Regions from separate parts of the Homo sapiens genome. Here region 1 is linked to region 2. Evidence: chromatin loops called from intact Hi-C (ENCODE). Cell type or tissue: heart right ventricle. All regions are shown on one strand. Each heading gives the region's core, and the rest is flanking DNA. Links, peaks and the distances in the headings are about the cores only. Region 1 overlaps LOC105376275 (a long non-coding RNA gene). Region 2 overlaps MAPKAP1 (MAPK associated protein 1).

What was found. A loop is a pair of places that touch in the nucleus more often than their neighbours do. Peaks named below come from ENCODE experiments on the same cell type or tissue, not always from the same donor. Only the 100,000 strongest peaks of a DNase experiment are listed, where the experiment ranks them.
Region 1: a loop joins it to region 2, with 6 times the contacts of the local background. A loop is called at or near these places in 41 of 110 quality-filtered maps.

The regions. Positions count from the first base shown.
Region 1 is chr9:126,224,567-126,232,897 of GRCh38, forward strand. LOC105376275 (a long non-coding RNA gene) reads right to left here. Exons shown (of 3, transcript XR_930357.1): 2 at 2,199-2,373; 3 at 1,523-1,667. Among named protein-coding and RNA genes, the nearest start is that of MVB12B, 98 kb to the right of the region's middle. RefSeq lists a silencer at 4,515-4,594. In heart right ventricle, for the core only: CTCF peaks have their summits at 4,504 (motif pointing left) and 4,705; a DNase peak (open chromatin) is centred at 4,485; H3K27me3 peaks cover 2,852 bases.
Region 2 is chr9:125,555,233-125,563,569 of GRCh38, forward strand. MAPKAP1 (MAPK associated protein 1) reads right to left here. Exons shown (of 12, transcript NM_001006617.3): 6 at 4,401-4,577. Among named protein-coding and RNA genes, the nearest start is that of MAPKAP1, 150 kb to the right of the region's middle. In heart right ventricle, for the core only: a CTCF peak has its summit at 3,386 (motif pointing right); a DNase peak (open chromatin) is centred at 3,407; H3K27ac peaks cover 2,419 bases.

The DNA.
Region 1 (8,331 bases), core at 332-8,331, 670 kb after region 2:
GCTCGTTAACCTGGTGTTCAACGCTTTTCTGCCAACAGCTAGTATCCACTCCTTATTCCGCACATAATTCCCTCCACCTCCTTCCCCACCCTCACACATACACTGGCTCAGCCACCCATCCTCTACTGTGTCCTTGGAGACCCATAAGGTGGGAAAACAACAACGGCAAAAACGAGTTAACTGCCCTGCTCAGTAATAATAGTATTGTATGAGTTTCACTAGCTCAGTTAAGACTCCAGAATGAGGCCAGGTGCAGTGGTTCATGCCTGTAATCCCGACATTTTGGGAGGCCAAGGTGGGAGGATCACTTGAGCCCAGTAGTTTGAGATGAGCCTGGACAATATAGCGAGACTTCTTGTCTACAAAAAAAAAATGAAAAATTAGCCAAGCATGGTGGTGCATGCCCGTAGTCCCAGCTACTTGGAAGGCTGAAATGGGAGGATTGCTTAAGCTCAGAAGGTTGAGGCTGCAGTGAGCCCAGATTGTATCACTGCACTCCAGCCTGGGTGACAGAGCAAGACCTTGTCTAAAAAAAATCTAGAATGGACTATAAAGGGATGTTCTAAGAGCATCTAAAAAGAAGAAGTGGTAAATCCAGGAGAGCAATGGGGTTGCTAGGAAAAGGCCACATCAGGCTCATGCCTGTAATCCCAGAACTTTGGGAGGCCGAGGTGGGAGGATGACTTGAGGTCAGGAGTTCGAGACCGGCCTGGCCAACATGGCAAAACCCCGTCTCTGCTAAAAATACAAAAATTAGCCGGGCGTGGTGGCAGTTGCCTGTAATCCCAGCTATTGGGGAGACTGAGACAGGAAAATCACTTGAACCCGGGAGGTGGATGTTGCAGTGAGCCAAGATCATGCCACTGCACTCTAGCCTGGGCAACAGAGCAAGACTCTGTCTCAAAAAAAACAAAAAAACAAAAAAACAAAAAAACAAGAAAAGAAAAGACCACATCAGATTGGTCCATGTCCTTGTCCACAGGGTGACCAGCCCAACAGGTCAGAGAAGTGAGGCTGTAAGATGGGATCTAGGGTCCTGTGAAGTGCATGGTGAGATCCCCAGGACATGCTCAGGCAAGATGGGGAAATGTGGGATGGACAAAGACACAAGCAAATAACCCCACGACTACAGCCAATGTCCACGGGTGGGTGGGGGTGGGATCTCCACGGAGTGCCCCAGGCTCCATCCTGTTCAGCTGTATTTCACTTCCTTGTGCACGAAGGTAGAGGTGGCACCTTCGCAGGTCCCACAGAGTGTGAGCAAGAGAGCTCCGCTGGGTCCAGAGCCCAGGCAAGGAGAGAGGAGCCCGGTCGTGTCAAGGCAATGTGTCCAGGACCCATAGGGGCTCTCATATTTGAGTCCTAGACACGGAAAGGAGAGAGTCTCAGGCTACCCAGGGTGTGTGGGAAAAGGGGCCATGGTGGGGGGAGAGGGAGGGGCCACTAAAGGGGCTTTTCCTCTGCTGCTAAGCACTTTCCTTGCAGGCTCTGTGACACAGGACGAAAGTGGGGCTCCCGCAGGTTGCAGCACCTGTGCATGGTCACCTGGTCGATGAGCAGCAGGGCCAGAGCACCAACCCAGGATGTGCCGCTGTTCTAGGCTGCCTCCCATCTGGGCAGCAGCCTCCACAGCCTACAGACTAGCAGGGTTCATGGTTTTTTTCTACCTGGAACAGATCACAGAGTTGGAAGGGAGAGGAGTCACCCCCTCAGCCCTGGGGCAGCCCCCAGCACTCTCCAAGAACCCCGGGGCTCTGGGCAGCAGAGTTTGAGCACTGGGTCTAGGGTGAAGTGAACAGCCCAGGTGGCTGGTTTTGCCTCTGTGAGAGCAGCCCAGGAGAGCAGCCAGCCGAGGAGCTGCCTGAAGCTGGAGGGGCCAGGCTGGCTGACCAAGGAGAAGCATCGGGAGCAGCCGAGAGGGGCTGCACCTGATGCTGGGGGCAGGAGGGGGCTGCGAAGAGCTCCCTGTTGCTGACTGCCCACCTCTGCAGGGCTGATTGGAGGGGGGAGTAGAGGGAGCTGGGGGGTAGCACATAAAGGCTGATTCTGAGGAAGGACCTTCTCGGAGTTAGAGTTCTGCAAGGATGAGTGAGTTTCCCATCCCTGGAGATGGCCAACTGGGTGAACCCTGCGGGGAGAAATTACAGAGGGAATCCAGGCATTGCTGGACACACTGGGCCTTCGAGGGTCCTTGCAACCTGGAAATTCTGTGATGCTGTTGCATAAGCTGTTCCCACCATCTGGAATATGCCGTTTCCTCGAATTCCACCTCCACACTCAAGTCAAACCTTTCCTCTTGCAGGGTGTCTCCCCAAAGCCACCCGTCGTCCCTCATCTCATTTTCTCTGGCTCATGCGTTGTAAACTAGACACCCTATGGAACAGAAGAGAGTCAAATCAAATGCAATTGCAGGAAATTGACTAGAACCAGGGAAAACAATAGCACACACTTGTATAGCACCCACTAGTACCAGGCACTGATCCCCAAGTACACAGACATGGACCTGTTTAACCCTCACAACCATGATTGGCATAGGTATCGTGTTGGCGCCATGTTCCAGATGAGGGCAGCTGGAGACCAGGAGGAGAAGTGACCTGCCTAAGGCAATGCAGCCAGGGCCAGGGGAAGAGCTGGGATTTGAACCCAGGCAGTCTGGCTCCGGAGTCCATACTCTGAATCACTGCCTCGAGGCTGTCAGGACGATAACATGAGCCAATGCTATGAGAACACAGAGCAGAGCCGGCACTTAGTAGGCACTCGGCACTCCCGAGGCCCGTCTCCCTTTGTCTCTGCCCCTGAGTGTGCCCACCACTGTCCCTGCCCTGCCCAGCTCTGCCGCTCCCTGCTGCTCATCCTCTCTGGCTTTGTCTAGCTCTCCCTGCCCCTGTGTGTCACTCTATGTCTGCCTCCCTGTTCTTCTCCCTCCCCTGCCCTGTCTTTTGCTCTGTGTCCTTGTCTGTCCTTCTGTCCTCTCTGTGTCTTCCTGTCCCTTTCCCACCAGCCCCCACCGCGTGGACCCCGCTGACTCGTGCTTCTGCTTTCCCCGTATCCCTGGCGCCTCTCATCATCAACGCGTCCTTTGTCTTTACAAGCCGGCCTGGTCTCTCTCCATCTCTCCCTCCATTTACGAGCCTGTGTGTTAGTGGACAGGGCAGCCGATGGAGGCCACTCACTAGTGACCCATCTCTGTGATCACCTCATTATTTATCACCAGGGACGCCAGTGTTTCCATAAATTACCCCGACCTGGAGCTGCCCGCGCTGGAATCAATAGTCGCCTCTCACCTAATACCCAATTATTAATAATCACGGGGTGAAGGGTGGCCAGACATGGCCAGACATGGCACTCCAGGTTCTTGCCTGGCAGGGGGAGGGGCGGGCTGGGAGGGTGCTGGACCCCATGCTGCAAGATGCCAGCACAGGGCAAGAGGCAGGGCCTGGAGAAGGACAGGGTCCCCACATTCTCTCTAGGACTGGGCGATAAAATCTGAGCCATGGTTCCACCCTGAGGGCAGAGGGAGACACAGAGCCCCATCTTTAGGGTCCTCTAGTCTGAGGACAGGAGACCTGGCCAAGCAGTGAAGTCTGCCCTTTTAGGACCCACCGGGGCCCCTAGCCATAAGGGTGCACCTTCCCCAGAGAGGAGAGCTTCATCCTGCGGGCAGACGAAAGACTACCAGAGGCAGGTGCTAGAGTGGGGCTTTGGTTCCACCACGGCACGGGGGTCAAGAGGTGATTTTCCAGCCCTGCCCCCCGGCCCTGCAACACACACTTGGAGCCCTGCAGGTACATCTGGGTAAAGATCTGAACCTGCAGGAGCTGGTGCTTGGTGGGGTGGAGGCATGGCAGGAAGGACAGGAGGAGGAGCAGGACACCTTAAGGGGATCTACACCTGCTGGAGCCCGAGGCTGGGGGCTGGGGAGCGAATCAGAACAGCTGTCCATACACATGATGGTGGGAGAGGCAAGGCCAGCGGAGGGAGGCCAAGCCCTCAGTGTATCCTGATACCCAGATATACACACGCGCTCAACCACTGACTCTCCCTTCACTGCACCAGAGGTTCAATGGACGGACACACACACACACAGAAACACACCTCACATGCACAAACCAGCGGCATGAAAACACTTTTGCACCGAAGGCATTCTTACAAAGCAGACAGTTACATACACACACACATGGACACCTGCATAGAGTCACTGATAAACACAGATGCGTGAGGGCACCCACACACACCCACACGCAGAAATACAAGTGCATGTTTAGGCCTATGCACACATACACCCCAGATATCCCCCACACACACAAACACACAGGCACCTACACACGCTGACACAATGCACACTTGCAGCCCATCCTGCGCGCACACCCTTTTGTGCACACAGTGTGCACATGCAGCGACGCGGCCTCTAAGGGCATCTTGCGGAGTGAGGCTGAGGCTTCGTTCAACTCCTCCAGAGCCCAGTCGGTTCCAACACTGCCACCATGTGGCCTCAGGTGCACAGTGCACAGGCCATGAGGCTGGAACACCCGGCCGGTGGGGAGGAGGTCTGGCCCCAAATCTTGGGTCCCTCCATCTAGTTGAGCCGGACTGCCATTTGGCCACTTCCCAGTGAAACCGAACACAGTCCTGGAGAACTGGGTCAGACTGTGTGACAGCTGGAGCCTGCTACTGTGTGCCATTGCTGTCCATCCAGCAGGGCTGGCACCATGGCCTGTCTTTGCAACCCATGGCTGGTGACACGTGGTAGGCAGGCGGCCCCCATGTTAGTGTAGACTTGGTGCGAAGTTGTTTAAACTCTCCCAGAGAGACTGGGGTTTAATCCTGACCTGCAATGTAATCATTAGTTCACCCATCACAGTATCGAGGCTGTAATCTGTGTCGGTGTATGATGCTAGGTTGAAATTATGGTGAGCAACAGACAGTTGCCTCTCCTAAATGTCAGGGGGCCCAACACTGAAGAGATAACACAACAAATATTTATCAGGTTACACCATAGAAAACTGACATTGGTGTAGGTCTAAAATGGTCAACCACTGGCAGAGTATTCACGCAAGATCCTTTGATTCACCCTAATGATGGCAAGTGTCATACGGTTACAGAACAGGGCAGTGGGGCTTAACCTGGGGTTGGAATGGCAGGGAAGGCTTCCTTGAGAGGAACTTGACTCTAAGCTGAACTTGAAAGGGTGAGTAGTGATGAAGTTGCTCACAGGGTGGGAAGAGCTGTGCAAAGGCCCTGAGGCAGGAGAGAACTAGCATATTGTGGAAACTGAGAGAAAGCCAGTGTGCTTAGAACCCAGCACCAAAGGTGAGGGGCGTGAGTAAAGCCAGAAGGATTGGAGAACCAGGAGCTCCAGGCAGGATCCAAAGTTTAGGGCTTGGGATTATTTAGTACTTGGGACTTTTTTCCTCCCAACAGCACCAGGGAGAGGCTCGCTGAAGAAGAGTGTAAGCATGGGAATGTCATACTCAGCTTGGTGATTTCAAAAGCCCACTCTGGCTGCAGAGTGGAGAAGGACTGAGTGATGGGGTGGGGAGTACAAGCTGTTACCCACATCCAGGTGAGAGATGGCAGTGGGGAGAAGTGCACAGAGCCAAGATCTTGGTCCAGCTGCTCTCTGAGTCCAGGTTTTGTCCTCTGTAAAGTGGGCTGTAATTTCTACCTTGCAATGAGGATGAAGTAAGAAAATGAATATAAAGCACTTGGTAGGTGCCTGGCACATAAGGAGTACTCAGCAAATGGCAGCTGTGATTCCTCATCTTATCATCTTATTATTAGAAAGCACAGAGGACCTGTCCCCCTGCCCTCGCTGTGGGCTTCCAGTGGTCTGTGCCACTCGGGGCCAAGCTCACAGATGGCGCCCAGAGCTCGTGGAGGCACAGATGTTCTCGCTTTTGTTCTCAGAGGCCCTGGAGCCCTCAGGTGCCCCCATGCTCCTCAATTTACACTCAAGGTCTCCCCAGGCATAAGCACTCTTAGGGAATTGGTGCCTGGGAGGACCTTGCCAAGGTTTTCTCTCCTCCTAGATACTGCAAGGAGCTGAGGCAGACACCCAGCCACACAGGCCTGCCAAGGACGTTCATGATCTTGTAGAGATGGGGAAACTGAGGCTCGGGACAGTACATCACACACTGAGTAGCAGTGCTGGGATTTGAGACCACCCTGACTCCCAAAACTGTGCTTTTTAATTTTTTGATCCGAGGTTCAGAAACTTGAGTTAATCACACATCTCAGTTCCCGGCAGACTATTCATGCAGGATCCGTCTCCTGACTTGTTATTACTAAAAAATCGATACATGTCAATCATTCCCAGAGCCTTATTTTGTACCCGGCTCAGTGACAGGGCCCGCGCGGGTGCATCCACAGGTGGTTCAGCGGCAGGTCCTATCCTTGGGGAGCATGTGAGCTGGTGACAGTCAACTCTGGGCAAAGAACTTCCACTCTCCTGGCCGGAAGTGCTGATTTAAGGAATTTATCCAAGAAAAACAAGGACGAGGGTCTATAAAGGTGTTTGCATCAGACTAATAATAAAGATTTCATGCCCTTCAGTGAGGAATAAATGCATTATGATATATCAGTCCAGTGGAACATTATGTATCTATTAAAACTGGTGGCAAGAGCGTTCCTTTATTGATGTGGAAAGATGGCTACACTTTGTTATTCAGATTTTTAAAAAAATAGGTCATATAACAGTATTCATAGAGATTTCCATTTTGAAAAACATAGATAATACATGCATATATTTTCTTTATTCTAAGATGCACATTTTTTAACATTTGAACATTTCTAAAATCAGGATGTGCATTGCAATTAATGGATATGTTTAATGCATAGTTCTTTTCTCCAAAAGAGCCGTGTAATTAAATCAGTGATGCATCCCCCAGTCAGTGTTGTCCCAGAATCAAGAAAAACATATATATACGTACACACATAGGACAAATTCCAGAAAGACAGCAACCAAAATGCTAAAAGTCATTAAATCTAGGTGATTTCCACTTTCTTCATCAACCTTCTGTACTGTCTGGGTTTTATAAACTGAACACGAATTATTTTTATAATTAGAAAAAAATCCCCCATTTCCATATTGAAAAACAAAACAAAGTCTCAGGTCAAAAAAAGTCCAAGCTTCTCATACACAGCAGGCCAGAATACTCGCTAAACAGAGCCCCAGAAGCAGGGGACGGGAACCAAGGGGACTTGGCAGCCTGGTTGTAAAGGAGCTGGGCTTCCTAACACAGGAGGGATCTGGGTAGATGGGGAACAGGTTTAGACCCTGCAAGCCGAGGAGACAGTCTAAAAGGAGGCCTGGGGATCCAGAGCATTCCCTTAGGGTCTGGAGGGAAATAGTGTGACCGAGGCCAGGCAGATGGCAGTGGTGGTAGTTAGAATAACAACCCTAGCTGACATTTATTGAGTGCTTACTCTGTGCTGGGTACTGCTCTAAGCATTTCATACGCATTTCCTTATCGTAACAGACTGCCTTGTATCCCCGCAAGATGCATATGTTGATGTCCTAACCCCCAGTGTCTTAGAGTGTGATCGCATCTGGAGATAAGGTCTTTAAAGAGGTGATAAGGTTGAAATGAAATCACTAGGGTGGACCCTAATCCAGTATAAGTGGAGACTTTATAAGAAGAGGAGATTAGGACACACACATCAACAGACAGAAGAACAGGCAAAAGCACAAGGAGGAGAAGACGGCCATCCACAAGCCAGGAAGAGAGACCTCAGAAGGAACCAACCCCTGCTGGCACCTTGACCTCAGCCTTCTAGCCTTCAGAAGAGTGAGAAAATACATTTCTGTTGTTTAAGACCCCCAATCTGTTGCTCTTCGTGATGACAGCCCTAGCAAACTAATATACTTCCTTACCCCACAACAACCCCGTGGGGGTGGTTGTTTCAGTTATCTCTTGCTGCGTAACAAGCTGCCCCAACACTTTGTAGCTCAAGATATCAATAATAATTTGCTTTGCTCTGGAGCTTGGCAAGGTCAGCTTATCTACACTCTGCATTGCTGGGCAGACGACATTCAGGATGGCTCATGCATGTGACTCACATGACAAGCTGGTGCTGTGAGCCAGACACTTATTGTGGCCTCTCCATGTGGCTGCTCGGCCTCCTCACAGCATGGCCACTGGAATCCAACAGTGGGCATCCCAAGAGAACCCGATGAAGTACGTGGCATTCTTAAGACCGAACCTTGGGAGTCTTGTAGTGTCACTGGTGCTACATCTATCAAGGCAGTGACAAAAGTCCTCCCAAGTTCAGGGCAAGGGACCACTGTCTCCACTATCCCCTGGGAAGAGTGGCAATGCTCTTGTAAGAAGA
Region 2 (8,337 bases), core at 82-8,081:
AATTTATTTCCCTTTAAAAGAGTTCTGTACATAACTTACATTTAAGAAACTCCCTCATGACAATTCCATGAGATAGTTACTGTTACCCAAATTTTAAAGATGAAGAAACTGAGACTTAACAAAGGTAAGTAAAATTGTCTAAGGTCATGCATGTAGCAAGATACTATTGAAGCTGAAACATGAACCCAGGTTTGCCTAAATTCAAAGTCTGTGCTGCCGCACTTAGAGGGAAAGATGGTACTGGAGCCCCGGGAATAGCCGGTGTGAGGGCCTCTAAAGGTCAGAAGGCGACATGGGCTTCCTGGTATTTGAAAGGCAGGAACGGGTGTAAAAAAGGGGAAGAGGTCTTAGAAAGCAAGGTGGGACACACTGCTGGGTCAGGTGTCCTCCTGGCAGCCCACAGACACCTGAAGTTTCAGTCATTCCTTCTCCATGAAGCCCTGTGCTGGGTGCTCAGGATACAGAGAGACAATAAGACTGTGCCTTCCTAGTCTTCAAGAAGTTAATGGTCTTGCTACTAACTCAGAGGATGTGTGCTCATAAGAGGACTCATTTGAAAGTATGTAGATCCTCGATGTTTACCCACTGCCCATGTTCACTGAAAGTTATTCCAATTCAGCTTTTTCAGTCCAGCTGAGCAATGTCCACCTAAACACTACCCCTCCTCTGCTATAAAACAAAGTCGGAGAAGAAAAATGTAGAAGTGGCAGAGATCTACTCAGTAACCCATTCAAGAAATACGTGTGACAGATCTATCACAGTAATGGAGTGATGGTGAGTATTGTGGGCACAGATAATTCAGTTCTTGCTCTCCAAGGGTTGTTTATTAATAGTAACAATAACAGCAGCTAACACTAAGATGATGCGTACATATGCTAAACACTGTTCTAAGTGCTTCAGATCTATTAACTCATTTAATCCTCATAACTGATCTGTGAGGTAGGTATTATTATCTCCATTTCACTGAGCCACAGAAAAGTTAAATATTCATCCAGGACCACACACACTAGTAAGGGCAAGGCTAGGATCGGCATCCAAGCGATCTGGCTCACAGCCCACCATGCTGTCACCTACTGCACTATAGCAGTGGCTGAATGTCAGCCTTAAGACAGTGAGATTCACAGGTTAAACCAACACCAGATTCCCCAGCCTCAATCTTTCAGCAGAGGGTTGGAAAGGGCATGGACTTTAAAGTCAGGGATGGCGTCAAATCCAGGCCTAAGAACAATATTGCTCACCCTCAGGTTCCACGCCTCTAAATTGTTCATAAAAACTGGGCTATTTTGGGATTAAGTGAGATAGCATATGCATAGTTGGCCCTTAGTAAGTATTAGTTCACTCCCTATGTCAAACCTACTTGCCTCTTTCTGTTTCAGCTTAGTGTCTTCCCAGCCACTTCTTGTCCCTCCTCTACTGGGAGACAAATGGAAGGAGGAAAGGGGGGAAATGACGAGGAGGAGTAGTTACGGCTTTATTTATTTTGCTGGGATTTCCTTCTCTGAAACTTTAGACACATCCCTACAGACTCCTGAAGGTCTGCTCTGTTCTGCATCTGTAGGAGAAGCTTTACTAACTTAGAATATAGACCAGAAAGGCGAGTAAGAGGTTGCTGAACCAAGAAAATACACACAGGGCAAACGGTCAGTAATCTGTACTATTTCATCAGACGACTGAGAAAAAGAAAATTTATTGACACTTTTGTTCTTAATGCTCACATATAAAGATTTCACTTTACCTCGTGTTTTCAGAAACACTCCAGACACATCAAATAAACTCTCTTGAATTTTAAAATAGAAAAAGGATTGACTGGGCTATGTGTGTGTCTGGGAGTGGGAACACAGGGATGGGAGTAATTCAGGATCAAAAAACAGAGTATTAAGTTTAAAGCAGTTGTTACTCTCTGCCTTCCCCCTCCTTCCTATTCTCCAGAAGGCAGGGTTCATAGTGAAACACTGTGTAGTCTTAGATGCCCCTCCTGGAAAGGCATATGAATCCTAGCCCCACTCCACTCTACTGAAAACTCAGTGATTTAAAGCCTCTTGCTTTAAAAAAGGACTTCTGGTTCAAAAGACTGCTATGATCATGTGTTAACATTCATGTAGAAAAAGTTCTAGTCATATTAATAATCAATAAAAATGCAAGTAAAAACTATCGAAATGCCACTGTGTATATCTTTTAGAGTAGAAAAAAAAACTTCTAATACCTTGTAATGGTAAAACTATAAAAATGATTTTAGGAATTCTGTTGGTAACATTGTAAATTAGGACATCTTTCAGAGGGCTATTGTCAATAAAAAGTGAGTCTAAAGATGTTTTTACTCTGACCAATAATCCTACTTACAAGGCATGATCCTAAGGAAGTTGTTCAACAGAATAAAAGGTATATAGATAATGACCATCATCATCAAATTACTTATTAAAACCACACAAGGAAGCAATCTAAATATTCTGTGATCGGCTTCCACTACAACCCATACACTTTTCTTTTATACTGCTTATCACATTTTAATTATTTGACAACTGTCTCACTACTAGATAGTAAGCTCCATGAGGGTAGTGCTGTCTCTGCCTAGATCTCTGGCACATAAATACAGACTGTAGGAATTAAGAACAAATACTGAAACGTTTATAATTTATTATTTTTAGATGGAGTCTCACTTTGTCGCCCAGGCTGGAGTGCAATGGCGCGATCTCAGCTAACTGCTACCTCCGCCTCCCGGGTTCCAGCGATTCTCCTGCCTCAGACTCCCGAGTAGCTGGGATTACAGGTGCCCACCACTGCATCCGGTTAATTTTTGTATTTTTAGTAGAGACGGGGTTTCACCATGTTGGCCAAGCTGGTTTCGAACTCTTGACCCTCCTCGGCCTCCCAAATCCTGGCCTGCCTCGGTCTCCCAAAGTGCTGGGATTACAGGCGTGAGCCACTGCGCCTGACCTAATTTAATGTCAAGTAAAAATAACACAAAAATATGTGTGCTACAAGTGAAACTGAGTAACATATACACACGATTATTATACAAGATTAAAAATAGTTAAGATGGAGGCATCATTGGCCAACTTTTCAATTATTTTAAATATCCTTTAAAGTTATTTTAGTACCTCTGAAATGAAAAAGCAGGAAAAAATTTGCTGTTATTTACACCAAACTTGACCTTGTAGTAGGGATGAAACGGCCACCATGAAAGCCTGAGGGCCCACTCCCCAGCTTACCCCCAGGTACTCAGTTATTCTTTCTTTGCTCAAGGGTAGAAAGAGCCAAAATACTCATATATCATATGTAGCATAACCCTATTTTCTGTAACAATCTCAAACAAAGGCAGTATGTTGAGAGAGACAGGGAAATGTCTTCTAAAGCAATCCCTTTTGAGCAGTGAATTTGCTGGTTACTAACAGCAGGGGGTGCCAAAGGGATCGCTATTGTTCCCAGGAGACAGCCATGAGAAGGACTGCTGAGGCCTAGGTTGAAAAAAAGCTTAGGTTTGAGAGTAAAATCCAAATGCAGCAGGTTTTCCCTTAACAACTGGGACATGTGGATAAAACTCAGGAGCTCATAAACTTGAATGGATAAAAACTACATTTTAATTTTCACTAACTTCTAATATTTTGCATTTCCTTGATTTATAAGTGTAGGCAAACAATCACAGCAGAATCACAGTGCCAGTGACTCTGTCATGAACAGAAGTCATAGCTAACACTACAGCACATTACAGCTGTTGCAGATTTCTCAAATACCATTTATGCTCATCACCGCTTTGAAACAACAGGCTTCAGGAGTTACTGTTAGGTATACAGCTGGATATTGTTTAATCTACTAGTAAAGCCACACATATTACTATATCATGAATTTGTTCAATAATCTGATAACTTTAAATAACAGAATACTTTTATATTCCAGTGGATTTTATTTTATGCATTTACACACGCTTTTCTGAGAAAGGCACAAAAAAAAAGCTGAAGACATGTGCTCAGTCTCAAGGCAGGCAACTGACAGGGAAGGTCAAATTTGGTCTGAGAGAAAATTATTTTAAGTCACAAGAGAGAAGTGGCCACAGTGCACATTTTCAGTTAGTGTGTATTCCTCGCAGAGAAGGTGCAAACCTAGAAGTTTTGCTTCACAGGCTCCCAGTGCACCAGTGTTTCCAGAGGCCTGGCTCTGGACATGCCGTTCAGAGATCTGCTTCACACAATGTGCCACTGCAAAGCAGTCTGCGTAGCCTAGGTGCAGAGGCATGAAATACAATGCGAATGTCGTCCTCAGCATCTCTCTGGGAGTCATCGTTATTACCAGTGGACTCTCCAGATGCCAAATATCATTTATTTGATGAACAAAACCAAAATCAGATCCAAAATGCTAGAAGGTTGGGATGAGATACCGAGAGAAGTAATAGAGTCAGTACTCACATTCGAACAAAGAGTGACTCTTTGGATGTCAGACCAGGAGATGAGTACTTTTCAACCAGGGCCAAAGTACTGAAGCCAAACTTATGAATGGGCTCATTGGAATCCAGCGGGGGGAAATCGGTGTCCACCTCCCCATCATCCTCAGCAATATGCAGGCAGTAGGCACTGACATTGTCACTGAAAGGAAAACCAAAAAGGCGAGTGAATACCAAGGTAGGGAAGGGACAAGAAGACCAGAGGGTATGGTGCACAGCAAGCAAATTGAGGAGACTGCTTTTCTTTACCCCAAGCCTGGTGATACAGTAAAAAATCCCAAATCCTACTTCATTTGATAGAGAGAATACACATGGCAATGCAAAGGGGAGAAAAACAGTGTGAAATGAAGGTCTTTATACTACTCTATTCTTGCAACATTCACTGAGCCCTATTGCAGCTACGACAAAGAACCTAACCTCTTAGATCAAAGGTGAGATTTAGTATCAGCCCTAAAAGCAGCTTACAGCATAGTAGGGAGGAAAAGTAATAAGCATTACACTAGCTACAATACAAATGTAAAAAATATATATATAAAACAGATACAAACAAAACTGTAAAGGGGGGAAGATTATCTGGCCTCGGGGAAGGCAGGGGTCAGAGGCCTTTGATTTATGGTTAGGATTAAGAAAATATCTGGACAGGCATGGTGGCTCATGCCTGTAATCCCAGCACTTTGGGAGGCTGAGGCAGGCAGATCGCTTGATCCCAGGAGTTCAAGACTAGCTAGGCAACATGGCAAAACCCCATCTCTGCTAAAATACAAAAATTAGCCAGACATGGTGGTATGCGCCTGTAGTTCCAGCTACTCAGGAGGCTGAGGTGAGAGGATCACTTGAGCCCGTGAGGTCGAGGCTGCAGTGAGCTATGATGGTGTTACTTCACTCCAGCCTGGGCAACAGAGTTAAGACCCTGTCTCAAAAAAATAAAATTAAAATTAAAAAAGAAAATATTTGTGCTCTAGATCAGGAGAAATACTCAAGGTAACCAAGACAATCCATACAGTTCTCCCTTCTCTAAAGAGTATCTAAGTCAGTTGGTAGAATCTGACTTCAAACACCATGGATCCTTAGCAGAGTAAAAGCAAATGACTGGATTAGTCCTGACACAGATACCTGGTCCTCTTGACTACTTCTGCACACTTCCCACTCCCTAGAATGTCCAGACAGTACTCCCAGATTGCAGTCTTGCCCAGTTTAGAATCAACACATACCCTCTTTGGGGGAAGTAAAAAGTTGATCTGTTCAAAGAGGATGGGAAACTATACCAACATACAGACAGTGTAAGAGTGCAATCAATTCAATTGCTCCAAACCGCAAACCTGCGAGCTTCAGAATTATGCTAGCTTCAGAAGCAGGAACCCAATAGCTCACAAGGCAGTAGAATTCTAAATTCTGCAGCTTAAGTTTGGAGTTTTAATTACATGATTGATGCTTAAATTAATTAATTGCAAAGTGTATGCTAATTGTTTAATTGGTTGGTTGATCTATATAGATCATTTTTTGAATTAAATGAGTTGATTTACCAAGTTTATTGACTGGATGTGACAATGAATTATTTCACTGACTACCTGACTTGCAATTTTCCCAATTAATTCACAAATCTTTAGCTGCAACTCTGCTTATTGCAAGAGAGGGAGCCTACTTCAGGCGATCTATACTCAGTGAGTCTGTCATGACTAAGAGATATTTATTATAAAAAACAAGTAATAAGGACAAATTAAAATTAATGGAAACTGTAAATTTGCTAAATGGATTGATAACAAGAAAGTAATCTAGCTATGTTTGTCACTTTACATTTCAGGTATTTGTAATGCTGTTAAGATATTTAAAATTCATCTTTGAATGGCATGGGAAACTTTTGGATCTCTGCAGCCGGGTACTAACTTAAAAACAGAACAATTAGAGAGGCAAAAGAAAGCACTTTGGATGAGGAAAATGTCATGGTATACTGGCTAAGAGAGCTCTGTGGTCAGAACGAGTTCAAATTTCAGCTCCATGGCTCATGGCTATGTGATTTCAGAGAATAAGCTTCACCTCGAGTTTCAGTTTCCACTTCTATAAAAAGGGTATAATCGTCCCTCAGAGATTGTAAAGATTAGATCAGATAATATATGTAGTGTCTGGCATGTAACAGAAGTAAAAAATAAATGGGAAGGTAACTATAATAAGAAAGTCATATGGAAACTAACTTATAGTTGCACCAATCCTTAAACACAAATTGTGGATGCATATTAAGCAACAATGCATCTGAGCAGCATGTTCTATGTACACACAACTGTAATGGGAGTCAACATGTCCACTGTGTTCCAACCTTGGAACCTTGGGTCACTGAGCCCCCAGGGTTTTATGAACAGGGCAGACATGGATGGAACAAGCAACAGACAGCACAGATTATTTATTGCCATGTAAATCAACCTGAGGAATGTTTGATTCTCCAGCATCACAGAGGTTCAGGGGCAAATAATAAGCCTATTGATCAAAGCAGAAAAGTCCAACAATGATATCAGAAGAATTCTGCTTTGATTGTTAAGGGACATCCCCAAATCCTCTCAAAACAAATTCAATAAATATCACAGGCTAAGATTTGAGATGCAAAAGGTTCACTGCCAAGTGCTATTATTCTCCCCAGTTCTTAAATATGAAGTGTGAAATCATTCATTCAAAACACATTTGTAAAGTGCCCCCCTGGGCTGTGGCCTGTCCTGAGCATCAGGAACAGAGGAAGGAAAAGAAGACTGATTCCTGCCATATTATACAAGATGAATAGAAGCCTCTTCTGGGTCATCAGTAAAGTCTAGCAGTAAATAGTGCTCCAACTCCTCTGACCCCTTAATTGAAAATCTGAGGAGATAATGACTAAAATTCTATATTCTACACATGGACATACTGGTTCCTTTGGTGCTTTTATAAAGGAATCATTAGTAAAAGAAGCTACTGTGATATTTTGACTTCTAAAACTGCTTCAGGACTCCAAATTAGTACTAGTACAATACCAGCAGTATCATTAGCTACATTTATTGAGTACTATAAGCCAGACACTCTGCAAAGCGGCTTAGATATATAAGCTCACTGAAACTTCACATCAACTTTGTAAATGAATCATTTATATTTCTATTTTACAAATTAGATAACTGAGCCTCAATAGGATTAGGTAGCTTGCTCAAGATTAAACAGCATGTAAGTGACAGGGCTGAGATTCAAATCCAGGCAGCCAAGAGCTGTCCCTCTTGACCCCCACCCATTCCTCTGCCAAAGCCACAGTGTGTCAAGACTTCCTGAGGCACTTGAGAACCCAATCACCTATGGAAATATGACACACTTTGATGAGAAGAAGGAAACCATGACATATTACTTATAAAAAGTTAGATTTAGTTCAACCTCCTTGCTTTTACAGATGGGAAATGGAGGCAGAGAAAAGAGGGATAACATGCTCATGATCACCCAATTAAACAGAGGCAAAGCTGGTCTTGAAAACTCTGGTGTCCCCACTTCTTGTCCATTATTCTTTAAACAAATAAAAAACTGGTGGACTTTGAAATGGGGAGAGAAAAGAAAGGGGGCAGCTCTGGTCCCTGCCTCAGGAAACCCCCCGATACAGACATCTCAGAGTTTACAACACAATGGAAACAGGGGCACTTCCCATGACACAGCTTGGTGGAAAGAACAGGGATTTTGCAGACACAACTGGTTTTAATGCTAACTCAAATTCTTAGACCAAATCTCTTTGAGCTCCATTTTCTTATCGGAAAAACAGCTTTCCTTGATTTCTCTAGGAGAATAGCTTGGATCTCCGAAATTCAAGCAATTCTCCTTTGTGGTCTTACAAAATTTGGTCAATATTTCTGTATATCACTAATCATATTGCTTTTTCCTATTTCTGCATCTGTATTCTAAAGAGCAAG